Linked DNA regions of Homo sapiens: all the other regions are linked to region 1. A link is a contact called in ENCODE Hi-C or POLR2A ChIA-PET data. All regions are on one chromosome and are shown on one strand. Each heading gives the region's core, a stretch centred on a gene start or an enhancer-like site at or near the end of the contact. The rest is flanking DNA. Distances are from core to core; before and after follow the strand shown.

Region 1 (3,054 bases), core at 150-2,649:
GCAGAAAGCTCTCGACACCATTCCATGGCCCACGAACCAATGTAAGATGAGCAAATGGCTTGAAGGAATTGCTACCTCCAGGTCAAGCCAGGGATGCAGCACTGCCGAGACCACGTTTGTGCCAAGCACTGGGCTGGACCCTGTGCAGAACCAAATGAACAAGGCACGTTCCCCTTTCAGCACTAACGGCACTGTAAGAACAGGGAGAAGTGGAATCTAATCTGGCCTGAGGGTAGAGGGTGATCAGCTAAGTCTGAAACACCATGTAGAAACTTGCCATGTATGGCCGGGCGCGGTGGCTCACGCCTGTAATCCCAGCGCTTTGGGAGGCCAAGGTGGGCGGATCACGAGGTCAGGAGTTCCAGACCAGCAGCCTGGCCAACATAGTGAAACCTGGTAACATAGTGAAACCTCGTCTCTACTAAAAATGCAAAAAATTAGCCAGGCGTGGTGGCAGGCGCCTGCAGTCCTAGCTACTTGGGAGGCTGAGGCAAGAGAATCGCTTCAACCTTGGAGGGGGGAGGAGGTGTTGTCAGCCGAGATCGCGCCACTGCATCCCAGCCTGGGCAACAAGAGTGAAACTCCGTCTCAAAAAAATGAAATAAAATAAACGAATGATCAGCTGTTTGTTAGTTCTTGGTTATTAAAAGTGGGGTCTATGTACGCACTTTTCTGAGGAAAAAATAAAGTGTGGGGTATGTGGATGGGATTATGTGTGAACTCCCTGGATTGTATACATGTTTAGGAAGAGGGCCATAGCTTTTTTTTTTTTTTTTTTTTTTTGAGACGGAGGGAGTCTCATTCTGTCACCCAGGCTGGAGTGCAATGGCACAATATTGACTCACTGCAACCTCCGCTTCCCGGGTTCAAGCAATTCTCCTGCCTCAGTCTCCCGAGTAGCTGGGATTACAGGCGCCCGCCACCACGCCTGGCTAATTTTTGTATATTTAGTAGAGACGGGGTTTCACCATTTTGGTCAGGCTGGTCTTGAACTCCTGACCTTGTGATCCACCCACCTCAGCCTCCCAAAGTGCTGGGATTACAGGTGTGAGCCACTGTGCCCGGTGAAGAGGGACATAGCTTTCATAAGGGTCATAAAGGATTTAGGCCTCCCCTTCTGCAGCGTTTAAGTGCCTGAGGCCAGGGAAGAGGTGACTGGATTATTTTGCAGAGAAAGCTGGGGCCCAAGGGGAGGGAGACAGGAATTGGAAAAGGGTAGGAATGGGGGAGGAGATGCCAGATCAGCCCTGAGAACCTCTTTACCCATCTCAAAGACTTGGGACACTAATGGGAAAGGCTGGGCTAACTTCTGCTGCCCTTCCCCACTGTCTGTCCAGGGGAACCTGGGAAAGACAAATAGGAGCTGAATCCTTCACTGAAAGCCCCGTCATCGTATCTATGGGTTGGGCATTAGGAACGGCCTGGCCCCACAAATCACACAACTGGGGTGTAGAACAAAATGGTTCCACAGATGACACCAGGCTGGTCCAGGGCCGATGCAGGCCAGAACCCCGCTGGGAGGACTCCCCAGAACAGGCACTGAGCTGAGGAAAGGCAGGACACGTGGTCTGCTACCGACCCCACCAGATCTTGCTGGGACTCTGGGCAGCTCCGGAGTAAGAGCAGCATGGTGAGTGTTTAAGAGCGCAGAGGCTCACTGGGCAGTCCCGGGGACACTGCTAAGTCCCCAAACCGGGTCTACAGGCCTTCGACCACATTCATGCGGCCACGTGCCTCAGAGCCTTCGGGGGGTCTTAGGAGGCAGGCAGGAGGGTCTCCCTTCTAGGCCATTCTAGGAGGGGACTGGGGAGCAGAGGTTAGACTGTAGGGTAGGGGTAACCTGATCTTACAGTCCGGAAGCCATGAGACTAGTCGCCTGGCCTTGCGCCCCGCCCCACTGCAGGGTGGAAAGCCTGTCCCCCTCCAGTCACCCAGCTCAATAACGCCCTCTTCCGTGGGTCTTCTGGGCCCCAGAAATCGTTCCCTCTTTCCCTCGCTTGGGTACTGCCATGCGGTCTGGGGAACCCGTGGACTATCGATGGGTCTGGCCCAGGGTTTGCCCTGCCCGTTAGCCCAGGAGGATAGACAGACACGGGGCACTGGTGTTCCCCTAGTGATTTCTCCTGCCCGTCCCGAAAGCAAGCAATTCCACCGCTTCTCTTCAAAGCTCTGCAACGAAGAGCTAGGTCCAAGGACCGCAGGCGGAGGCAGGAAGTGTCAAGATCCCAGGTTACGGAATGGCACCAAGTCGGTAACCAAAGGAAGCAACAACCCGGGTGTTCAAGGCAGTCGTGCAAGGCGGCGCGGGGGCGAGGCCGAGGCCACTCCCTCCCACTTCCTTGACGCTATTTCCTGGGAGGAGCCGGAGCTCGCGGCCCGGAGCCAAGAGATTCCCAGCCCAGTGCTCCAAAATACTCGGCCTGGGGGAGGCTGGTCCGTGAGCGTGCGCCCGGACCGTTCCGCCATGCATAGTGGACCCAGCACTACAGCAAGCCTGGCACGACCTCTAAGGCGGTTCGCGGCAACGTCCGCACGTCGGCTCGTTGGTCTAGGGGTATGATTCTCGCTTCGGGTGCGAGAGGTCCCGGGTTCAAATCCCGGACGAGCCCTCCTTTACCTTTTACTGAGACAAGAGTGTCTTCAAGGAATAGGTTACCTGACCAGCGCTGCAGGAGGCTTGACTGTAAGTCATCAATGTACAGTAAGCTCTTTTGTGGCACCGCGGTAGCAGAAAGCATCTCAATCCCCAGACCCGCCTGGCATGTCAGGAAGAGACGAGGCACGCCCAGACTTGGGCAGGTCCCTCCCTTTCTGCTTCCTGACTTCCTTCCTGGTGTCTCAACTCGGCCACCACAGCCTGGTTTCGCTTTGATTGACACGCGTCAATCTATAGTTGTGGATGACAGTGTTCGGGAGAGCCCAGGAACTGTCAAAACTTGGTTCTCTGCAGTCCTGAAGGCACTCTGTCTCTTTCGGTCACTCCATCTGACGATTGGTGCCTGAAATACACCTACGGTTTCTGGTCAGCGTTTATCAGTGGTTGGAAGAACAGAA
Region 2 (3,054 bases), core at 378-2,877, 980 kb after region 1:
CCTTTTTGCCCAGGACTGCAGAGATTATACTGCTCGTGTGGTAGGCCTTGGAGTCAGTGAAGGAGTCAGGCAATGGTTTGTGGTTCTAGAAGAACGTGTCTGGGTCGTGGTTGGTTTAAGTTACTGGAGCCCAGTTGCTGAACAGTTTTCTGCTTTCATCCCAGGAACACCATGAAGAAGACTTCTTTCTCTACATTGCCTACAGTGACGAAAGTGTCTACGGTCTGTGAAGCTGCTGCCCCTGAGCTGGAGGGGGGTCTCATTCTACAAAGAGAGAGGTGGCCCCCCTTTCTTGACCTCCTCCTCCTTCAAGCTCAAACACCACCTCCCTTATTCAGGACCGGCACTTCTTAATGTTTGTGGCTTTCTCTCCAGCCTCTCTTAGGAGGGGTAATGGTGGAGTTGGCATCTTGTAACTCTCCTTTCTCCTTTCTTCCCCTTTCTCTGCCCGCCTTTCCCATCCTGCTGTAGACTTCTTGATTGTCAGTCTGTGTCACATCCAGTGATTGTTTTGGTTTCTGTTCCCTTTCTGACTGCCCAAGGGGCTCAGAACCCCAGCAATCCCTTCCTTTCACTACCTTCTTTTTTGGGGGTAGTTGGAAGGGACTGAAATTGTGGGGGGAAGGTAGGAGGCACATCAATAAAGAGGAAACCACCAAGCTGAACTGAATTTTGCCTTGTGTTGCTCCCCTCGTCCCGCTGATTTTAAGTCTTTCCAAGGTGTCAGTGGGTTTCAGTGGTGGGGAAAGAAGAGTACTGGGTACAAGCTGGAGGGATAGAAGTATATTTTGGTTTATTCTGTTCATGTTGGGCTTTTCCCTGTCTGCAAAAAGAGGGTGCTTTTGTTGTGATGGAATGGAATACTGAGGATTATTTCTTGAAACTTTAGTTTTATAACACGCATGTGAAACTAAATGTTAAAAATGCTCATGTAAAAAAAAATTTTTTTTTACTGTGGGTTCCTGTGGAGAAAGTTCCGAAGTACCTGCTTTAGGTGAACATCCACATTTGCTAGAACATTCTAACTAAGATATTTTCATGTGTGCAAGCTAGTAAAACGGCTGTTCTCAGTTGCATGTCACTTGGCTAGACTTTTGCCGGTGTGTGGGATCCGGCAGAGTGGAATCAGGGAGGGAGAAGACTGGGAGCGGGAGCCATTATCGCCAGGAATACTTCAACTCCCAGCAATCATTTCTCCGGCAGGCCGGAAGTGGGGCGGTCCTCCTGGGGAGAAAGAAGCTGCAGAACGAGGCAGTATGGTGGCCGAGAGTTCTAATCCCTTCTTCCTCTTCTTTCTTGGTCCCGCCCAGCCTACATCTCCCAGGGGCCTGCGCGCGCACTTCCGCTCTCCCCTCCGGCTCCTGGTCTCCCCGCCGCTCCCCGGGGGAGGGGAGCGGCTTGGTGCGCCTGCGCCAGCCTGTGGCTTTCTGGGAATCAAAGTTCCGGAGGTTCATGCGGTCCCTTTTCCGCTGTTCCCGGACGGACTACAAAACCCTTGGTGCACTGCGCCTCGGCGCCGGCGGGGGGAGGAGGGAGAGAAGAGGAGGGAGGGAGGAGAGAGGAGGTGGAGGAGGAGGAGGAGGGAGCAGGCGGCCGGCGGCGCGGGGGGAGGGGGCCCGGTCCGGGAGTGCGGGAGGCAGTGGTAGAGGGAGGTGGCGGCAGCGGCTAGCGGACTCGAGTCTCAACCGGGCTGAGGCGGACACTTCTGTGGAGCGAAGCAGTGGGAGCATCGAGCACTAGAGGCGGCACCGGGATCCCCGGCTCCGGGGAGGGGGGCGCCGGACCGGGAGGAGGGGAGGGGGCGATGCTGGAAGCCATGGCGGAGCCCAGTCCCGAAGGTGAGCTCTCGACCGGTGCAGAGCGCTGAGCCGGCGGGGGGCGGGCGAGGAATCAATTGGCAAACTTGGAGGTCGAGCCCCGGAGCCCAGCGGGGGAGTTCGGGGAGGGGGTCGGGAGGCTGGCCCTGGAGGTGGGAGAGCGACGAGTTGAGAGACCTTGGAGAAAGAGGAGTGGGAAACTGGGCTGGGGTAGTTGGAGATCAGACGGTGTGGGGGTGCGGGGGATAGGAGCTTGAAACCCGGAGCCTCGGGGGTTAGGGCCCGAAAGGGCCACCGGCAGATTGGGGCCCTGGAACTGGAAGGTTAGGGGAATCCAGTGGCCGGAGAGTTGCTCAGGAGGGAGGACGTAGAAGAGGCTGAGTGAGGGGCCCGGTAGTTCGCCGAGGTGGGGTAGTTTGTGGCGGTGGTACCGGAGCTCCGAGTAGTTGCCGCCGGAGAATGCCCGGTGATTGTCGGAGAGGTGGGCAGGTAGTTGTGGGGAGAAGAGGGGGTCTGGGTATTGTCTACGGCAGACGGACCTGTACCGGGGGGTAGTTGTGGAGAGAGCGAGCCAGGAAGCGAGGCGAGCTGGGTAGTTGTAGGGGGTGGTGGGGCGGGGTGGGGGGGGTTAAGACCGGCGACTTGTCGGGCGGGGGGGTAGGGTTGGTCCGCGAGGGTTAAGAGCCTGGGAGTTGCTGAGGGTGAGGGGGGCATCGGCGGCAGCAGCGGTGGCTGCTGTGGAGAGAGAGAGAGAGTGGCTGGTTGGGGGGAAGGGGCCAGAGTTGAGGGGTCCATAGCCTAGTAACTGGGTGGTGAGTACGGGGGCGGAGGGGGGGGCGGCGGCCGGAGAGGGCTAGGAACAGGGCCGGGGGGCCCGGTGGGGAGCCCGAAAAGCTGGAGACGGGGAGGGGCCAAAGCCCCGGATGGGGGCGGAGGGACGGCGAAATTGTGGGGAGCGCGGTATGGGCGGGGGGGGGGGGGCAGGTGGGGGCCGCGTCCGGGTTAGAGCTCCCGGGTCTGTCCCGGCCGTGAAGTAGCGTTGGATGCGTGTGCCTGTGTGTGTCTGGGGTGGGGGTGAGGGGCGCGCCGGGCCGCGTGCTCGAGTAGAAGGGGCCGGAGGGCGGGGAGCGGTTCGGCGTGGTCATCCTGGACCCTGGGGGCTGGCGGGCGGCGTGTGCGGTCTCGGAGGGCCCGAGGCGGTGGAGCGCGGCCGGGTAGGAACTCGGGGCTCCGGGCG
Region 3 (3,054 bases), core at 330-2,829, 770 kb after region 1:
ATGTTGCCCAGGCTGGTCTCAAACTGTGGGTTTCAAGTAATCCTCCCACCTCAGCCTCCTAAGTCACTGGGATTACTGGCCTGAGCGACCATGCCCAGCTTATAAACATTATTAATTGCTGTATTTACTTCCGGAAATTTCTTTCCCCTATTCAACAAATGTTAAGCACTTACTATAGGTCAGCACCTGTGCGTGGCACTGGGCATGCTGCAGTGAACAAGACACTTTTTTTTTTTTGAGATGGAGTTTCGCTCTTGTTGCCCAGGCTGGAGTGCAATGGCGTGATCTTGACTCACTGCAACCTCTGCCTCCCGGGTTCGAGTGATTCTCCTGCCTCAGCCTCCCTAGTAGCTGGGATTACAGGCATGTACCACCACACCTGGCTAATTTTGTATTTTTAGTAGAGACAGGGTTTCTCCATGTTGGTCGGGCTGGTCTCAAACTCCCGACCTCAGGTGATCCGCCCGCCTTGGCCTCCCAAAGTGCTGGGATTACAGGCGTGAGCCACCGCGCCCGGCCAAGTCACATTTCTTGACCTCATAAGGCTTATAATCTAGTTCCTGTTCTGTGTTCTATTTCACTGGCGACCTAGGTGTTGATACCCAAAAGAGCTTCTTCAAGATCCCAAAGAGTAAATCAGATGATACTGCATTTCAGGTGGGTCCAAGACACCTGCCTACCCAGCCCTCAGTCCAATGCAGTCCCCAGAAACGAAATAAGAGGCCCAGATTCCTCGTGAAGGAGTTAAGAGGCAGAGAAGGATAGGGCTTGACAGTATCACCAAACTCTCACTTCAACTGGCAGGGGGCCTGGGTCTCAACCCTCCAGTCTTCAAGGAAAGGGGTCTGGAGGGGGCAAGTGGTACGTGGCGTCCAGGAAGATGACTAGGGTCCCAACGCTGGTGAAGATGATGAAAGTCCACAGGAAGAGGCGGTCCACTACCATGGCCACAAACTGCCAGTCCTCCTTCAGCTGTGGGTAGGCAAAGGAAACTTCCTGAGCTCTGGGCCCAGACCCCCAGGGAAACCCCCCCATTTCCCCGCCCGCTACCCGCTTGAGTCCTCCTACCACTGGTTTGAGGCAACAGCCGGCAGCGCCAACAGGAGAGCGAGACTGCAGGCAATGCATGGGCATAAAGAACCAGTAGGTAAGCAGGGGGTGGGACCAAATGAGGGAGAGGTCCAATCAGAAACGAAAGCGAGGCCGGGCGCGGTGGCTCACGCCTGTAATCCCAGCACTTTGGGAGGCCGAAGCGAGCGGATCACCTGAGGTCAGGAGTTTCAGACCAGCCTGGCCAACATGGTGAAGCCACGTCTCTACTAAAAATACAAAAATTAGCCAGGCGTGGTGGCGCGCCCCTGTCGTCCCAGCTACTCGGCAGGCTGAGGCAGGACAATCGCTTGAACCCGTAGGCGGAGGTTGCAGTGAGCCGAGATCGAGCCACTGCACTCCAGCCTGGGCGACAGAGCGAGACTCTGTCTCAAAAAAAAAAAAAAAAAAAAAAAGCCAAAAAAAAACCACACAAAAAAAACGAAAGCGAGTGCTGGTGCGGAATTTGGGGGTGGGGCCAAGGTCGCCTAGACCTGGCCTTGTTCCACCCCCGTTGGACATACCGCATCGTGGTCCTCCTGTTCCTGCAGCTGTCGAGCGATGTAGCTGATAGAGGAGACGACCTCCCGTAGCTCCGGAAGCAGGGCCACAGCCCGGTTTGGACCATCGATAAATCGCCGCAGATCAGGGGCAGACAGTTCAGGCTGGAACCTGGAAGAGGAGTGACTGGCCACGCCCAAACGCAAAGACAGCCAGTGCCGGCGACCCAGGCCCCGCTCCAGCTGCCTCCAACAACTTGCCAGTTCTCAAAACCCGAGAGCCCATCATGCTTTTCCCTCCAGCAGTGATCTCTCTAGCCTTGTGCAACTTCTTCCACCGCCTCTGTTTTAGTTCCCACCTCCCCTCAAAGTGAGCAGCAGGAGTACTACAACTCCCATGATGCTCAACCACAGCGTCTTCCGAGAGCATGGGCCGCTTCTTCCGCACACTCTTCTGGGAACTGTAGTTCTCCCTCTCCCTCTTATGTGGGTAACGGGCGTAGTCCTACCTATTGGGTTTGGGGAAGAGAAAATCACTTGGCGGCTTCCGGATGAAATATTCATCTGTTCCCCGACCCCAGCCACTTCCTGGAGAAGAACAGTGAGGGGGCTCCGGCATCAGGTCTCTCTCGGGTTTGGGCCTTTTTAGACGCAGGTACAGCGGAAGTTTGTGAATGAAGATCTGCAGAGTAGAAGAGGCGTATTGGTGGGGGCTTTCATGCTTTCAGACCAGAAGGGAAACAGCCAACCACCCCACTCCACATGCCCATTCCCGCGCGTGAGTATGTGCGTGCATATTCTTCCACAAACGAGCTACACAAGGAAATGCAGCCACACAGACCTAAGAGCTCTTTAGTGGGTTGGGCCTGTCGCGGTGGCTCACGCCTGTAATCGCAGCACTTTGGGAAGCCAAGGCAGGTGGATCACCTGAGGTCAGGAGTTCAAGACCAGCCTGGCCAACATGGTGAAACCCTCTCTCTACTAAAAATACAAAAATTAGCTGGGCGTGGTGGCGGGTGCCTGTAATCCCAGCTACTTGGGAGGCTCAGGCAGGAGAATCGCTGGAACCTGGGAGGTGAAGGTTGCAGTGAGCTGAGATTGTGCCATTGCACTCCAGCCTGGCCACAAGAACAAAACTCCATCTCAAAAAAAAAAAAAAAAAAAAAAAAAAGCTATTTAGTGGGTTGGGAGGTATCCCAACTGGAAAGAGAGGGCTTCCAATCTGATAGTACCTAACCCTAAGAATATTTCCCTGGGACCCGAGATGGGCAGTATTGATGAAGAGAGTATGGGATCTGTGAAATGATAATGATGGGGGCTAGCTTAACTGTGCAACATTTCAACACTCAACAAGCTTGGACACTTCAACACTCTGCCACATAGCTATAGTTCTCCCTATGGTCTGTAAAAGGAAAATTGGGGTTGGAGGAGGAGATCTTTCTTACCTGACGGACCCAAAGGGGCA
Region 4 (3,054 bases), core at 255-2,754, 630 kb before region 1:
CCTAACGGCCCACGGATCAGTGCCCATCCGCAGCCTGGGGTTTGGGGACCCTTGGGCCAGAGGATAGCTAAGAAGGAGTCTGGCTTTTCACTGCATAGCTATCTGTGCCTTTCAGATTTTTACCATACGCATGGTTTTTTATGTGAAAAGTGAATTTTAAAAATATACTAGACAGAGCAAAGTCTCTGAGAGTCTCTTACATGAGTCTGCGAAATGGTTAGTCTTCTTAAGCATTGTATTAGTCAGGCCACTCCAGAGGAACACAACAAATAGGATAGAGAGAGAGACTGGGAGGTGGGTGGGGAGTGGGTAGAGAACAAAAGGATGTATTAGCAGGGATTGGCTCCTGTGATTGTGGAGGCTGAGAAGTCTGTAATCCGTGGTCTGTAAACTAGAGGCCCAGGAAAGTCAGTGGTGTAATTCCAGTCTGAGTCCAAAGGCCTGAGAACCAGGGAAGATGACGGCGTCAGTCTCAGTCCAAGTCCGAAGGCTGGAGAACCAAGAGCGCTGATTTTGTCCAAGGGCAGGATGGATGTCCCAGCTGAAGCACAGAGAGCACATCTGCCCTTCCTCCTCCCTCTTCTCCTATTCAGGCCCTCAGCAGATCACGTGATGCCCACCCACATGGCTGAGGGCAGATCTTGACTCACTCCCTGCATTCAGATGCTCATCTTTCCTGGAAATAGCCTCATGGACACCTCCAGAAATAATGCTTCACCAGCCATCTGGGCCTCCCTTGGCCTGGTCAAGTTGACACATAAACCATCACAAGCATGCTGCGTGCATGGGGCGGTGAGACAGTTTCAGTGTGCTAATGGTGGGCCATAGGTGTGTGACGTCTGTTCCAGGGGTCTTGGGCAAGTACAGCCACCCTGCGGTCATTATGAGGTGACAGACTGGTAGACCACGCACCCCAGGGGGCAAGGACTATGTCTCATTCATTCATCTCTAACCTCTCAGGTCTTGTGCAATTTCTGCCCCATGGATTATGTTCTGAAGAGGCTCTTTGATTTACTCACCAACCTCAGCCACCCAAAACACTGCCAGGAACTCAGAAGACAGCCAGAGGGCCCTCTGAGCAAATAGAAGTTGCAAGTCCATGGATGGAAGTTTGATGCTCTTTTCATTGATCAGTTCTCAGGCTTTGTTTCTTCATTTTACATACAAGACAATTGCATGTGCTTATTCCGGCTTCCCAGCCTTCAGCAAACTGGCAGTTGGGTGGAGGAGCAGACACAGCCCAGGCAGGGCTGCAGCCAACACAGAAGGCACTTTGTTCAAATCAGAAAGAGGCACCCCTCTGAGTAGACAAATTACAGCAAGTTCCTCTTTGGATGGATGAATTGCAAAACCTCACCCTCCCTGCCTGAGTAAATTACAAAAAGGCCAGCAGAGCGGTGGGCTGGACTGCAGCCTCCACTCACCCACTAAGTGCAGAACACAGCTGGTGCTGCTGAAATGAGGAATCATACATGAGAAGTCAAACAGTAACAGCCACTCAATGTAGGATAGGGCTACCCTCGCCTACTGATAGCTCCTGCCATCGCCACCGTTTTATGGCACGGTGCATACAATGAGCTTCCATTGAGACTCATTGAGAAAACAGCCAGGCGCCTGGCTCACGCCTCTAATCCCAGCACTCTGGGAGGCCGAGGTGGGTGGATCACCTGAGGTCAGGAGTTCGAGACCAGCCTGGCTAACATGGCGAAACCCTGTCTCTACTAAAAATACAAAAATTAGCCAGGGGTGGCGGCGGGTGCCTGTAATTCCTAGCCTCAGGGAGGCTAAGGCAAGAGAATCGTTTGAACCCAGGAGGCGGAGGTTGCAGTGAGCCGAGATCGCGTCACTGCACTCCAGCCTGGGCGACAAGAGCAAAACTGTCTCAAAAAAAAAAAAAAAAAAAAAAAAAGATTAATTGAGAAAACATTCAGAGGCATGGTTTGGTGCTTGAAAGGGCAAGCTTTATTTCCTAAAAAATTCTTCTCATTCCTGAAACGAAGACACATTTGATGTTGATGCATTTTAAGAATGAGCTGCTTCTATTTCCATTTCCTGTCTACGTGCAAGCTCATCCCCTGGGGGCTCTTCCCCCACACTGGTGTGGTCAGCAGCCCCAAAGGACAGGAAATCGACCACAAAGGTCTCCTGTGGGAGGAGCAAGGAAGCAGCACCTGCACAAATATATAGAAACGCTGAATAAATGTTTGATGAGTGAATGCGTGAGTGAATGAAGGAATGAGCAAATGAATAGGGAGGCTTTCTGACAGTTACTGGTAAAGTTTCTTAGAATTTTACTTTCCCTTTTTTTTTTTTTTTTTTGAGACAGAGTTTCACTCTTGTTGCCCAGGCTGGTGTGCAGTGGCACGATTGCAGCTCACTGCAACCTCTGCCTCCCGGATTCAAGCGATTCTCCTGCCTCAGCCTCCCAAGTAGCTGGGATTACTGGCACCTGCCGCCACACCCAGCTAATTTTTTGTATTTTTAGTAGAGACGGGGTTTCACCATGTTAGCTAGGATGGTCTCGATCCCTGATCTTGTGATCCGCCTGCCTCAGCCTCCCAAAGGGGAATTTTACTTTCAATTAAAAATCAGCCCAGAAGCACTCTCCATTTGCCACAAAAATTCCTGGTATCTTACACTTCTCTTTTAGTCTTTATCTGTGAGATTTCTTTTCTTTCGAGGCTGCCCCGTGTTCATTATTAACCCAGGCCGCCCCAGACAGAAGTTTGTGTTCATTTTATTTCACAAAGACAGAGGGGGGTTCTGTGAGGTTTACAGAGGGGAAAGGAAGGCATGCGGACGTCAGGGGAAGTGGCCATGACCCCACGCCCCAGGTTGAGATCTGGGCTCTAGCCCTGGTTCTATCCTTCATGGCCACGTGGCTTTTGGCAATATTCTTCACTTTCATTCATTCATCAAATATTTATCTAAAATAGGTATTCATTGTCCACTGAGTGGCTGCTGCCCTAGATGCTGGACATGCTGCAGTGAAGGAGACACGCCCCATCCCAGTATTTGCCGAGTTCGCATTCTAATGACTAGCCAAGAAAACTA

What was found. Hi-C counts contacts between places; a loop is a spot of excess contacts on that map. ChIA-PET counts read pairs that join two places held with the same protein, here RNA polymerase II (POLR2A). Pooled maps may share reads with other maps.
Region 2: a loop to region 1 is called in a pooled map, with 26 times the contacts of the local background. The contact joins the promoter of PHF23 here to the promoter of LINC00324 in region 1. A Hi-C loop is called at or near these places in 1 of 37 single-sample maps with no recorded cell type and 9 of 50 pooled maps. POLR2A ChIA-PET finds 5 or more read pairs at or near these places in 1 of 52 experiments (HEK293T).
Region 3: a pooled map shows a loop between it and region 1 (4-fold over the local background). The contact joins the enhancer-like site here to the promoter of LINC00324 in region 1. A Hi-C loop is called at or near these places in 1 of 50 pooled maps. POLR2A ChIA-PET finds 5 or more read pairs at or near these places in 2 of 52 experiments (GM12878 and WTC11).
Region 4: a pooled map shows a loop between it and region 1 (8-fold over the local background). The contact joins the enhancer-like site here to the promoter of LINC00324 in region 1. A Hi-C loop is called at or near these places in 3 of 37 single-sample maps with no recorded cell type and 4 of 50 pooled maps. POLR2A ChIA-PET finds 5 or more read pairs at or near these places in 2 of 52 experiments (GM12878 and activated T-cell).

The regions. Positions count from the first base shown.
Region 1 is chr17:8,222,388-8,225,441 of GRCh38, reverse strand. LINC00324 (long intergenic non-protein coding RNA 324) reads left to right here and starts at 1,399. Exons shown (of 3, transcript NR_026951.1): 1 at 1,399-1,630; 2 at 2,168-3,054. CTC1 (CST telomere replication complex component 1) reads left to right here. Exons shown (of 23, transcript NM_025099.6): 23 at 1-627. TRP-CGG1-3 (tRNA-Pro (anticodon CGG) 1-3) reads left to right here and starts at 2,538; the gene lies at 2,538-2,609. RefSeq lists enhancers at 1,616-1,855, 2,106-2,235, 1,782-2,523, 2,846-3,045 and a silencer at 2,586-2,635.
Region 2 is chr17:7,238,030-7,241,083 of GRCh38, reverse strand. PHF23 (PHD finger protein 23) reads left to right here and starts at 1,627. Exons shown (of 5, transcript NM_024297.3): 1 at 1,627-1,838. The coding sequence starts at 1,805. It overlaps GABARAP (GABA type A receptor-associated protein), which reads left to right. Exons shown (of 4, transcript NM_007278.2): 4 at 165-1,076. The coding sequence ends at 230. RefSeq lists enhancers at 1,160-1,249, 1,377-2,026 and silencers at 1,360-1,499, 1,550-1,729, 2,880-3,054.
Region 3 is chr17:7,454,501-7,457,554 of GRCh38, reverse strand. It overlaps CHRNB1 (cholinergic receptor nicotinic beta 1 subunit), which reads right to left. Exons shown (of 11, transcript NM_000747.3): 8 at 3,035-3,054; 9 at 2,099-2,271; 10 at 1,614-1,761; 11 at 1-972. The coding sequence ends at 832. Among named protein-coding and RNA genes, the nearest start is that of CHRNB1, 11 kb to the right of the region's middle. RefSeq lists enhancers at 1,516-1,675, 1,756-1,835, 1,363-1,864. Within about 2 kb of position 1,579, at least 33 of the 41 ENCODE cell types and tissues checked have a DNase peak (open chromatin) inside an H3K27ac peak, as active enhancers do; they include GM12878, where a contact is called at or near this core.
Region 4 is chr17:8,857,166-8,860,219 of GRCh38, reverse strand. The region is part of intron 1 of PIK3R6 (phosphoinositide-3-kinase regulatory subunit 6); the gene reads left to right. Among named protein-coding and RNA genes, the nearest start is that of PIK3R6, 9.0 kb to the left of the region's middle. RefSeq lists an enhancer at 521-780. Within about 2 kb of position 1,504, at least 8 of the 41 ENCODE cell types and tissues checked have a DNase peak (open chromatin) inside an H3K27ac peak, as active enhancers do; they include GM12878, where a contact is called at or near this core.